Linked DNA regions of Homo sapiens: region 2 is linked to region 1. Evidence: chromatin loops called from intact Hi-C (ENCODE). Cell type or tissue: CD4-positive, alpha-beta T cell. All regions are shown on one strand. Links, peaks and the distances in the headings refer to the core of each region. The heading gives the core; the rest is flanking DNA.

Region 1 (6,324 bases), core at 1-5,000:
TTCTCAAAGAGGGAGCCGAATAGACAGCAGGGAAGAGAAGTAGGGTCTCTGGGGGCTGATCCCTCACTTACTTCCTCCATCCTGTAATTGGCTCCTGAAGCTGCTCCTCACTAAGACCGGCCACTTGAAGCCAGGCAAAGGGCCAGAGGAGAAAGAGGACGATAAAGGCCAGAAGCACTCGGATGGGGGCCAGCAATGCCCCCAGGAGGCAGAACTGCAAAGGGTGGGAGAGAATGCCACTTTAGAGCTTGGATATGCTCCCTCCACAGCATCCTTCTTCCACAAAGCATAGACCCAGGAGCAGACAGCCATCATCCCTTGCATGTGACAGGTGGTGTGGGAACAGGAGAGGGGACTGGGACCCAAGGTGGGATGAAGATACCAATGAGGGCAAGAGGATAAAAGATTAATGGCATCAAGGGCCTTATTTTCCTGTCTTTCAGTTGGTCCCTACCCCATTTATAAAACCGAAAGCCATAAAAAGCATCTAGCACTTAGAGGATTTAATAAGAATGCATGCGAAAGTGCAGGGCGCTGTGCTTGATGTACAGTAGGTTAGAGACAGGTCCTCCTCCCCCACATCTTATTCCATAAATAGCTCCTATGCCCAACAGAAACCAGGTGCACAGATCTTTCCACTTTGGGCCTAGGAGGCAGAGGGCTGTAAACAGCCAGAGGTCCAGTTTTCAGACCCGAGGTCATTTTCTGACACTGCTCAACAGCAATCTTAGAGTACCGGGGGATATGGGAGACAAGAGCTCGGCCCCACTCTGCAAGGGAGAGAGGCTGCCAGGAGCCAGGATGACTCCATAGGCTGCCTTGGGGAAGAAGCAGGTAAGCAAACCTAGCCCCTGGAGCCTGCCTCCGGGGAGGTGATGACAGCAGAAACCTTGGACACTCCCTCCCCACACCACCTCCCAGCTCCCCTAGGCTGGCGCGGCCCTCCACTTCCTGTAGCCAACCTCCCTCTCAGCCTCCCTGCCCCCACCGGGAGGTGCTGCAGTGCGGGGTGGAGGGGGGTTGGAGGGAGTGGGAAGAGGGAGTGTAGGAAGGGCACAGGGTCGCAGGCTCCCGGCCCAGAAACGTCTTCCCTCTAAGTCATGCCTCGGAGGAATACTCGGCACGCCCCCGCCCCCGCCCCCACCCCCGGCTTCCCGTAGACTCTAACTCCATCCTAGCCATCAGGCTCTGCAGAATGTAATCCGCATTCCCCAGCGTCCTTCATCTCTCCAACCCCAGGGTCCCCTGCAGCCCTCCATCCCCACCTACTCAGTTTTTCCACATCTTCGAGCTTGTCTATCGCCCAAGCCCGCAGCGTCCTCTCCAGGACTCCTTGCCCAACCGCGGCCGCCCCCACGTGCGCACCCCCGGACTCCCGCTCCGCAAGCCTCTCAGCCATCTCCTTCTCGTGGATCCCCAAGCCCACCTTTGCCAGGGCTCAAATGGCCCCATTTTCCTATCCTCACGGGTCCTTCCGACGCCCGCTCCCCACACATTACCTTAACCCTCTGGAGGCGAGAGAGATGTAACTCATGCACGAAGGGGTTGGGGGATGCTGGGGGTCCGGGGGTGGGATCTAGGGGGGCCCAGTCCCCCGGACTTCCCTGGCTCATGGCGGGAGAAGGTGGGAGGGAGGGCACCCCGGCCCTGGCCCCGGCCACCACTCTGCAGAGCAGCTGCTGCTGCAGCAGCGGCGGCGGCGGCGCTCTGGCCCGGGCCCCGCCCGGTGCAGGCGGCCGAGGGGCGGGGAGCAGGCGGCGCAGCCCAGCCCGCCCGCGTTGTCAGGGCGCCGGCCGAGGGGCGGGGCTTCCAGCGCCCTGGCGCCCCTGCTCCTCCGCGCCCGCCGCGGCGCCCGCAGCCGCTCGGGCCATTGTTCCGCGGCTGCCAGGGCTGGAGCGGGCTGCCCCTGGGCTTCTGCGCCTCCGTCGTTCCTCTCTGAAGACCTGGCCTCCGCCTCGGAGTGGGAGTGGGTCTGGGAGCTGAGCGCAGAGCTCAGAGCGCCCTCTGTCCCCGCCCGGGCGTCGAGGTCACCCAGCAAGCGCAGATCGGGGTGAGGCTCTTGGGTTGGTAGGCAGGGAGGGACAGGTGGGCCGGATGCAGAGGCCGGCAGCTCGCGGGTGAGGCGGCGCCCCGCTCTTCCTATGGGCTCCTTGGCCCGGTCCGCGCCTCCTCGCAGGCGGACCACCTTTCCTTCCCGGTCCGTGGGGCGCCATCGCGCGGGGACTTGAGGCACTTGCGTCCTCTGGCGGCTGCATGGCGCCCCGCAACTCTCCACCTCCGCGTCCTGCCTGTGCTAGGCAGGGCCGCCTTTACTGGTGTGAGGGTTGCTTGAACCCTTGAGGCGCCAGGAATCCCTAGTACACTGACGCATGTGCTTCCCATGAGCCCGACAAGGTCTGGCAGGGGAGAGGCAGTGGTTCCTGATCTCTGTCACTCTCTGGGTGAACGCAGAGGACACAGTAGTAATTCCCCTCACCCACAAGCTCCAAGCTACCCTAGAAAACAAATTGTTTAGCCTCAGGCCATCGTTTGAGATCAGGGACCAGGGAATTAAGTGGACTCTGAGATCCATTGCCATGACAAAAGGGGTAAGAGTCTCATTGCTTGAGGAAAGAATACGCCTTAAGTTCACTTTATGTCTTCTGCCCATTGCATGGCAGTTAGGGGAGCTGAAGGAAGAAAGTGAAAGAAAAAGAGACCTCTCATAACCAAGAGTGTTTGCCGCCACTGGCTTCTCCTTTAAACCAAACTCCAAATTAATCTGCTCCAGGAAATTTTCTGAGCCCAGGCTGAGAGGGTTGAAGGCTCATGCATCCTACTGAGACCAAGGAGCTGCACTGGGATGTTTTTGTATATAACACAGAGGTCCCAACACAAATACATCATTTCCACATTTTATTTTTGTATAGATAGGGTCTCGCTATATTGCCCAGGCTGGTCTCGAACTCCTAGCCTCAAGTGAGCCTCCCACCTCGGCCTTCCAAACTGTTGGGACTACAGGTAGTGAGCCGCCATGTACAACCCAAACCTTTTTTTTTTAAGCAGATGATTTCAGCTTTCTCACCAGAACCGAGAAAGTACAACTGCATGTATTAGTCTCCCTTGCCTTGCCTTTGGGGAGAAGTTTGTGTGTGTGTGTGTGTGTGTGTGTGTGTGTGTGTGTGTGTGTGTGTTTGTCTTTTGTTGTTGTTGTTTTGGGACGGAGTCGCGCTCTTGCTCTGTTGCCCAGGCTGGAGTGCAATGGCGTGATCTCAGCTCGCTGCAACCTCCGTCTCCCGGCTCCAAGCAATTCTCCTGCCTCAGCCTCCTGAGTAGCTAGGATTATAGGCGGGCACCACCACACCCGGCTAATTTTTGTATTTTTAGTAGAGACGGGGTTTCATCATATTGGTTAGGCTGGTCTCGAACTCCTCACCTCATGATCCACTCGCCTCAGCCTCCCAAAGTGCTGGGATTACAGGCGTGAGCCACCGCACCTGGCGGTTTTTTTTTTTTCTTTTTGAGATGGAGTTTCACTTTTGTTGCACAGGCTGGAGTGCAATGGCACAATCTCGGTTCACTGTATCCTCCGCCTCCCGGGTCAAGCGATTCTCCTGCCTCAGCCACCTGAGCAGCTGGGATTACAGGTGCCTGCCACCATGCCTGGCTAATTTTTTTTTTTTTTTTTTTTGTATTTTTAGTAGAGATGGGGTTTCACCATGTTGGCCAGGCTGGTTTCGAACTCATGACCTCAGGTGATCCACTTGCCTCTGCCAAAGTGCTGGGATTACAGGCGTGAGCCACCACGCCCAGCCTAGAAGGAGGTTTAAGGACTAAGATAATGTTCATAAGGTGGGAGACAGGGAAAGATGAGAGTGTAGGGAAGTTTAAATTTTTCCCTTGAATGTTTGATAATTTGAGTCTATAAAACAAACTGATTACATAGATTAAAGGGAAAAGAGGCCTACGCATTTTTTTTTTTTTTTTTTTTTTTGAGACGGAGTCTCGCTCTGTCGCTCAGGCTGGAGTGCAGTGGCACGATCTCAGCTCACTGCAACCTCCACTTCCCGGGTCACGCGATTCTCCTGCCTCAGCCTCCTGAGTAGCTGGGACTGCAGGTGCACGTCGCCATGCCTGGCTAATTTTTTTTTTTTTTTTTTGGTATTTCTAGTAGAGACAGAGTTTCGCCATGTTAGGCAGGCTGGTCTTGAACTCCTGACCTCAGGTGATCCGCCCGCCTCGGCCTCCCAAAGTGCTGGGATTACAGGTGTGAGCCACTGGGTCCGGTCTCCTACAAATTTTATTTGATGCACGCATGTGTGTGGGAGTCATACAAAATATAAAAACTCAAAGAAATGCCCAATGGTTGCTTTTATACCACCTTGAGGTTACAGAAAGAATGAGAGCTTGCATCTGGGCAAAACAGGTTATGGTGGCAAGACAGGTTATGGGAGGGGGAGAAGAAGAGGCCTGGCCAGCAAAGACGGTCTTGGTGAACAAATGAAATCTCACAGACAGTAGCCTTTAGAAGGAATAGGTGGTAAAGGTTTCTGTTAGACCTTTTAAGATGTCAGACTCTCAGTTAATCTTTCCTAAATCTGGACAAGGGAGAGCACCAGAGAAAGCCTTTCTGCATCGATGCAGATTCTCTGCAGATGCAGATCTCCCCCACAAAAGACAGCTTTGCAGGCTTTCTGAACAGTCATCTCAAAATACATCAAATTCAGAATGAAAATTTTTGGTGCTCTTCAAGAGCAATAAATACTATGAAAACCCAACTACAGGGGTAGAGTTTTGATAATCAAATATTTGCCGGTGTCAGTCATCCAGGATGAACTAAGAAGTTCATTTCTATGAATGAGTCATGAAAGCATCCACATTTCCCCTTTTTCTAGCCCCTCACCAAACTATTATGATGGCCTTTCTGCAGGCAGTCTGAGAAGGGGCAACCCAGTTGTAAAGAATAACGTTGAGAAATTGATCATCTCTGGTAGCATCTGTCACTCCCTTGAAAATATCCACCAGGCTAGACAGGTTTCTCCTCCACCTGACCCCTGTATCTGTATCAGTCACCATTACCTGGGAGTACTGGAGACAATGACATATCAATGGAATTCTGGATTATTGGATACCATTAATCTTCTGTTGGAAGGGGGAACCAGACAGAAGCCAGAAGTTACTTCTGTCTAGACTCCCTCCCAACCTCCCATGTTTTATAGCCTCAAAGAAGGCAGTCAGCATTCTCAGCATTCTTTTCTTCTTTTTCTTCTTCTCTTCCTCCTTCACCTCCTCCTCCCCTTCTTCCTCCTCCTTTCCCTTCTCCTCCTCCCCTTCCCCCTCCCTCTTCTTCCTTCTTCCTTCTTTCTTCTCCTCCTCCTCTTCATCCCCTCCCTCCTCCTTTCCCCCTCCTCCTTTTCCTCCTCTTCTCCTCATCCTCCCTCTCCTCCCCTCCTCTCCTTCCTCACTTCCCTTCTCCTCCTCCCCCTCCCCCTCCCTCCTCTTCTTCCTTCTTCCGTCTTTTCTTCTTCTCCTCCTCCTCCTCTCCGTCCCCTCTCTCCTTTCTCTCCTCCTCCTTTTCCTCCTCTTCTCCTCCTCATCCTCCCTCTCCTCCCCTCCTCCTCTTCCTCCTCCTCATCCTCCCTCTCCTCCCCTCCTCCCCTCCTCCTCTTCCTCTTCTCCCCTTCCCTTCCTCCTCCTTCTCTTCCCCCACTTCCTACCTCTCCTACTCCTCTTCCCCCATCTCCTCTTCCTTCTCCTTCTCCCCCTCTCCTCCCCCTCCCATCTCCTTCTCCTCCCCCCACCTCCTTCTCCTCCTCCTTCTTCTTTTAAATAGAGGCAGGGTCTTGCTTTGTTCGTCTTAAACTCCTGGGCTCAAGCAATCATTCTGCCTCAGCCTCCCAAAGTGCTGGGATTACAGGTGTGAGCCACTACTGGTGGCCCGTCCTTTTTAAATTTTTAATTTTATTAATCTTATTTTCATTTCTTTTTAATAGAGATAGGGTCTCACTATGTTGACCAGACTGGTCTGGAACTCCTGGTCTCAAGCAGTCCTTCTGCCTCAGCCTCCCAAAGTGCTAGGATTACAGGTGTGAGCCACCACACTAGGACAAGATTTATTTCTGTTATGAACTGAATGTTTGTGTCTCTCTTCCCCCAGTTCATATGTTGAAGCCCTAGACCCCAATGTGATGGCTATTTGAAGGTGGAGTCTTTGGGAGATAATTGGGTCTAGATTAGATCATGAGGGTAGGACCCTTATGATGGGATTAGTGCCCTTAAAAGAAGAGAGAGAGGGAGAGGGAGAGAGGGAGAGAGGGAGGGAGGGAGAGAGAGAGAGAGAGAGAG
Region 2 (6,324 bases), core at 728-5,727, 61 kb before region 1:
ATTTCAATTCATTATAAATTACCCAGTCTGTGGTATTGTTATAGCAGCATGAAACATACTAAGACAACACCATATAATTCACTCAAAGTGTTCAGTGTTTCTTAATATAGTCACACTGTTGTGTAGCTGTCACCACAATCTAATTTTACATTTTTGTCTCCCCACTAAAAGAAACCCTCTACCCATCAGCAGGCTAATCCCCATCTCACTCTCCCCAACCCTATCCAGACTAAACGACCATTAATCTAACTTCTGCCTCTATAAATTTACCTATTCTGGACATTTCCTACGAATGGAATCATACAGTATGTGTTTGGGGTTTTTTGCAACTAGATTCCTTAACTTGCATTTTCAAGCTTCACACATGTTATAGCAGGAATCAGTACTTTGTTTTTATTGCCAAATAATATTCCATTATATGGCTATATCACATTTTATCTATTCATTTGTCAGCTGGAGGACATTTGGGCTGTTACTTCTTTATTAGCTATTATTTATAATGCTGCTATAAACATTCCTGTACAAGTTTTTGTGTGGAAATACACTTAATTACTGGGACATATGGTAATTCTATGTTTAACTTTTTAAGAAACTGTCAAATTGTTTTCCAAAGTAGTTGTACTATTTTACATTGTCACTAGTAGCAGATGAGAGTTTCAATACTTCACATCCTTTCCAACACTTGATATCTGTCTTTTTGTTTATAGCCATCCCAGTGAGTGTGAAAAAACTGTACCTCATTTTGGTTTTGATGTGTATTTCTTTAATAACTAATGATGTTGAGCATCTTTTCATGTACATATTGGTGCTTTTTCCTCTCCTCACCTTAATTGGAAAGCTGTTACTTCCTTTTGTTCCCACAGTTTTGAGGTTCTGCCCTGACTTACTTATCACATTGTAAATATTATTGTTCTCTGAACTATGCATCCTTTGGTTAAAAACCTTACTTAGCATTTACATAATACATTCCCAAAGAGTCTGTCATTTTCCATTATTTCTATCCCTTTCATCATGTGATCTCTGTTCTAGGTCACTTGTTATTTGGCTAAAACCCCTTCTTGAATTTTCTCAGAGGAGTTAAGTGGGTATTATATCCTTGAAATTTTTGTATAGTTGTAACATGTTTCCCCTCATAGGGGAGAAATATCTTCAAGGGAAATAGGGATTTGGGATTGTGAAATCCCCAATCTGTAAATACTCTTCTACCATCTCCTAGTTTCCAGTGTTGTGAATTAGAATTCTGATTCCAGTCTGTTACTTGATAGGTGCAACCTGTTCTATCTGGAAGCCTCCAAGGTGAATCCTTGGAGCTCAAAAATTTTACAAGGATATCCCTATGTATGTGTTTTTCATCACTGATCTCCCCCAGAACTTCATTCTGCACACTGAAGTCTTTAGCTCAGGAAATAATTTTATGTTGTTTAATTATTCCTTCTCCATTTGTTCCTTTTTCTTCTTCTGGAACTTGTATTAGCCATGTTAGGTGTCCTGAATCGATCCAATAGGTCTCTTTTTTAAAAGTTTTTTTTTTTTGTATTTTTTTTTTGGCTCCATGCTTTGAAATATTTATTTTACTTGATCTTCCAGGTCAATAATTGTTCATACTCATTCATTCCTTTATTCAATAATTATGTTTCGGGCGCCTACTATGTGTAAGACAGTGTTCTAGGTATTAGAGTTGACAACAGATTAGCAGTGAATACAAGACAAAAAAGTTCCTGTTCTCCTGGTGCTTACACTCTAGCAGAGATAGTTTTAAAAAAAATAAGTGTGTGAGGATAAATGGAGTCAGGTGATAATAATTATTTAGGTGGAAAAATCACATTTTTTGTTCCATAAAGTCTTAAATGTGGCCCATTATTATTTTCATGTTCAAGTTTCTCTCTCCTCCAGCATTTTTTTTTTTTTTTTAAAGATGGAGTCTCGCTCTGTCACCCAGGCTAAAGGGAGTGGCGCGATCTCGGCTCACTGCAACCTCTGCCTCCTGGGTTCAAGTGATTCTCCTGCTTCAACCTCCTGAGTAACTGGGACTACAGGCGCCCACCACCGCGCCCGGCTAATTTTTTGTATCTTTTTTTAGTAGAGATGGGGTTTCCCCATGTTAGCCAGGATGGTCTCGATCTCCTGACCTCGTGATCCGCCCGCCTCGGCCTACCAAAGTGCTGGGATTACAGGCGTGAGCCACCGTGCCCAGCCTCCTCCAGCATTTCTATTTAGCTAACTCAATATATTGTTTATTCTAAGTGGTTTTTCTCTTTCAGGTTGCCTGGCTTCCCCAGATGGGTTGTTTATCTTTGTCACCTCATGGGGGATGAGATTTAGTTGTTGGAGGACCACAAGCGGTAGCAGTCTCAAGAAAATGGAAAGGCAAAGCAGTCTCTACCCCTGTGGGTAGGCAGTGCTGCAGCAGGCAAGCCACCAGCCCTTGTGGAGGCCCAGGAGGAAGCCTCCCTGCTCTCAGGTCTCCTTACATATGCCAGCCACAGGGATGGGAAGATCTCAGACCCATGGCTCTTTCCTTTTCTCCTTCCCTCCAGGAATTCATGGATATCTACCAAACCAAGTTCTTTCCTGGATTTGCCATTCTTATGCTTATCCTGAGATTTTCCAGGCTCTTGTCTAGAGGAAAAGTCCTGTACCAACTCTCCCTGACAGAGTTCTCACACAGCCCATGGCCTCAATTGCACCAACTGTTCATCAGATCCAGGAGCCACTTCACTCAAGATTGACAGATACAGGCTGGAAGCAGGAATGGAGGGATAGTGAGATATTCAAGTAGCCACCTTCCCAGAACTCACTCTGAAAAGTCAGTCCTGTTTACAGACTAATCCTAAAAGCATTAAAATCTTGGCATGTAAGTCAAAAATTTAAAGTGCCACTGTAAAGTCCAAACATCTGTGGACTGCATTGTTTTCAACTACTGCCCTAAGTATTAAGTTCTGAAGAAAAAATTTAAGAAATAAGGAAGATCTTAATGGAAGTCAAAATTAAAGGAAACTGATTAGATGGACTCTGAAAATAATTGTTATATAAAAGCAGTCAGACCAAAAGGAGTACATACTGTATGATTACATTTATATAAAATTCTAGGAAATGCAAACTAATTTGGTGACAGAAAAAGAGAACAGTGGTTGCCTAGGGACCAAGGAATTAGGTGAGTGGGGCATAAAGGGCACAAAGAAACTTCTGGGGGTGACGAAAATGTTCACTATCTTCATTATAATTATTTCATGGGCATATAAATGTCAAAATTCATCAACAAAATATACACCTTAAAGATGTACAGTTAACTTTATGTCAACTGCACCTCGATAAAAAAATACCGATGGGGAAAAACATTTGGAATTTATTTCCCAAAGGGATTGACATCCCTAAATATAAAGCATATCTAAAAAATAAAGAAGAATACCTACAGGTAACAGACATGAACAGGAAGTTCACTAAACTTTTCCGAATTTGAAATTTCCACAATAAAAAATAAAATATGTAATTTTCAGAAAAATATTAAAACACTATGTCTCACCCTCAATACAGGTGAAGAGATAAAATATAATTACAGTGTTACTGCAAGAATATTTGACTGCTGATAAATACCAATTATTTTTCTTTGTTTTTTACATTTTTCTTTTATTTTTAAAATTGAAGATGAGGTCTCACTATGTTCTCAGGCTGGTCTCAAACTCCTGGTCTACAGCCTCCATCTCTCAAAGTGTTGGGATTATAGGCATGAGTCACCATGTCCACCCATTAATACCAATTAATGATATAATCAAAGTTGGAGTAGAAGATTAGGAAAGTCATCTTGGAGGAAATAAGTATGAACTTGGTCTTGAAGTAATGAAACTGAATGTGGGTATATGTAATTTTTTTTACTGTAGGCAGGAAACAGCAGAAGAGAAGAAAGTTGAGATGAAGAAAAAAATATGAACGAAGGCAATGAAGTAAGGGGAAGATGGAGACAACTTTTAGGGCTTTTACTATAGGTTCACTGTTTCTAATATAACCATCAGAATCTTCTGTCACAAAAGGTTACATGTTGATGGAAAGAATACAGGAAAATAAATGAGATCTAATTTACCATATGAGGCTTTAGAATTTATTAAAATCATTTGTTATTTATGTACCATATTTAATCTTTGCCATGTCTATATTCTACCTATATTAGTATTTTTCTCTAGAAAGAATTTAGTTTTTACTCAGCTTCATTTCCATGAAAATGAAATATAATTTTTCTTAATATATTAAAAATATCTTACCTACCTTCAGTGATATTAAAATTCAATTATTTCACTTGCTCCATATGCCCATTTTTTTCCATCACTAACCCTTAGTCTTTAAGCATGCAGATCTAAATTTCCATTAGTTAGACTGGTACAAGTCTCCTGCGAATTGTTAAGTCTCTTATTTCTATCTCGCTGATAATTGCATCTTCCTAGAAATGTGAGGAGTGGAGAGCTACTAAAGACTGTTGGATTAAGGGTTGGGCACGGTGGCTCATGCCTGTAATCCCAGCACTTTGGGAGACTGAGGTGGGTGGATCACTTGAGGTCAGGAGTTTAAGACCAGCCTGGCCAACATGGTGAAACCCTGTCTCTACTAAGAATATGAAAATTAGCCGGGCATGGTGGTGCATGTCTGTAATCCCAGCTACTCTGGAGTCTGAGACAGGAGAATTGCCTGAACCTGGGAGGCGGAGGTTGCAGTGAGCCGAGACCACTCCACTGCACTTCAGCCTGAGCAAGGAAGCCAGACACTGTCCACCTGACAAAAAAAAAAAAAAAAAAAAAACAAACCAGATTGTTGGATTAAGTCAAGTTCAGATTTCTCAATTTTTAGTGCCATTTGAAAGAATATTCTACATTTGTAAATACTCTATGCGAAATAAAAAAGCAATCCAAAACAAAACGGTAGAAGAAGCAGTTAACTTTCAATTAATTTTGTTAAATCCATGAAGATAATAGAGCTTAAGAAGAACTAGTAACTACTGAAAAAACAGAGCAGCCTAGTTCAGAAAACACAAATAATTACATATATGTTTAAAGTAGAAACAGCGTGGTGTGGCGAAAAATAATGGCTTTAGAGCTACACAGCCCTTATTTTGAATTCCAAATCTGTCACTTAAATAATCTTCCTAATTTTTTGGCACCTCACTTTCCTCATTTTTAACATGGTGATAATGGTTACCTGTCCTGATTGTTGTGAGGATTAAATAAGCCACAAACCAGTGCCTGGTTTGAACACTGGCTCTGCTACTCACCATGCTCAACAATGGTAGTTGGTATTTTTACTGAAATGTTGATGACATTTTCTGGGTAAAATTGTTTCCTCTTTCAGCCTGGCCAAAGCAAGAAATTCTCGATTCTTTAAATTTACCAGCTTATAATCAATTTGTTAACCTATGCCATATGTCTAAATTCAGCCCGAAATTTAAAAATCTTTTGAATATTTTATAATACACTAAAATTACACTTAATATATTTTTATATTCCTAAATATTGCTTTGACTATAGAATTTAAAAATTAAGCAATATGCATATTTTATAGCAATTTTTATCTTTATAGAATTAAATCAGTTGAAATCTGGTGTATCTCTTGTGGGGCAAAAGTAGCAGACAGTTGACAGAAGGTTGGTATACTAAGCTAGAAAAATTTTGGAAGTGAGAGATTCTAAAAAGCCGATGATAACAGTGCTCAAATAAGAAATCAAAGTGTCTGAGATTGTAATATGAGAAAGAAGGGTCACAATCTAAACAAAGTTTTAAAATGTAAAAATCTGAAAGGAATCAAATTTGTATTCTTATATTAAGGTCTTAGATATAGTAAACAGAATTGGGAAGATATTTCAGAGAGGTATTAGTCTTTCTGACAATGGCTGGATACTGCGGGTTGGGGAAGGAGGCAGGAAAACATGCCTCACAGAGCCAACTTAAAAAAAGGATAAAGCTTTGATCCTGAGATTTTAAAGCGTGCAGATCTAAATTTCCGTTAGTTAGGCTGGTAAAAGCCTCCCATGAATTGTTAAAAGGACTAGAAAATAAAAGGCTTTTCAATCACTATAGAAAAGATTTTTATTGACACAGAGAAGCTCTTTAGTTGTCTATTTCAATCTATTTTAATGTTAGTGAATAAAAAGAGATAATCTTTTTTTTTTTTTGAGACAGGGTCTCACTTTCTCACTTTGTTGCCCAGGATAGAGTGCAGTGGCATGATAACGGATTACTGCAGCCTCCACCTCCTGGGTTCAAGCAATCCTCCCACCTCAGCCTTCCGAGTAGCTGGGACTACAGGCACACAACACCACGCCCAGCTAGTGTGTGTGTGTGT

What was found. Peaks named below come from ENCODE experiments on the same cell type or tissue, not always from the same donor. Only the 100,000 strongest peaks of a DNase experiment are listed, where the experiment ranks them.
Region 2: a loop joins it to region 1, with 2.2 times the contacts of the local background. A loop is called at or near these places in 8 of 110 quality-filtered maps.

The regions. Positions count from the first base shown.
Region 1 is chr15:34,365,488-34,371,811 of GRCh38, forward strand. It overlaps LPCAT4 (lysophosphatidylcholine acyltransferase 4), which reads right to left and starts at 1,709. Exons shown (of 14, transcript NM_153613.3): 1 at 1,500-1,709; 2 at 72-214. The coding sequence starts at 1,613. RefSeq lists silencers at 1,114-1,203, 1,284-1,333, 1,454-1,913, 2,044-2,093 and enhancers at 1,869-2,864, 2,464-2,753, 4,209-4,268. In CD4-positive, alpha-beta T cell, for the core only: CTCF peaks have their summits at 2,217 (motif pointing left) and 2,422; DNase peaks (open chromatin) are centred at 944, 1,824 and 2,164; H3K4me3 peaks cover 3,009 bases; H3K27ac peaks cover 2,464 bases.
Region 2 is chr15:34,303,865-34,310,188 of GRCh38, forward strand. All of the region lies in intron 2 of SLC12A6 (solute carrier family 12 member 6), which reads right to left. Among named protein-coding and RNA genes, the nearest start is that of SLC12A6, 31 kb to the right of the region's middle. In CD4-positive, alpha-beta T cell, for the core only: no CTCF peak of the experiment used is centred there; no DNase peak of the experiment used is centred there.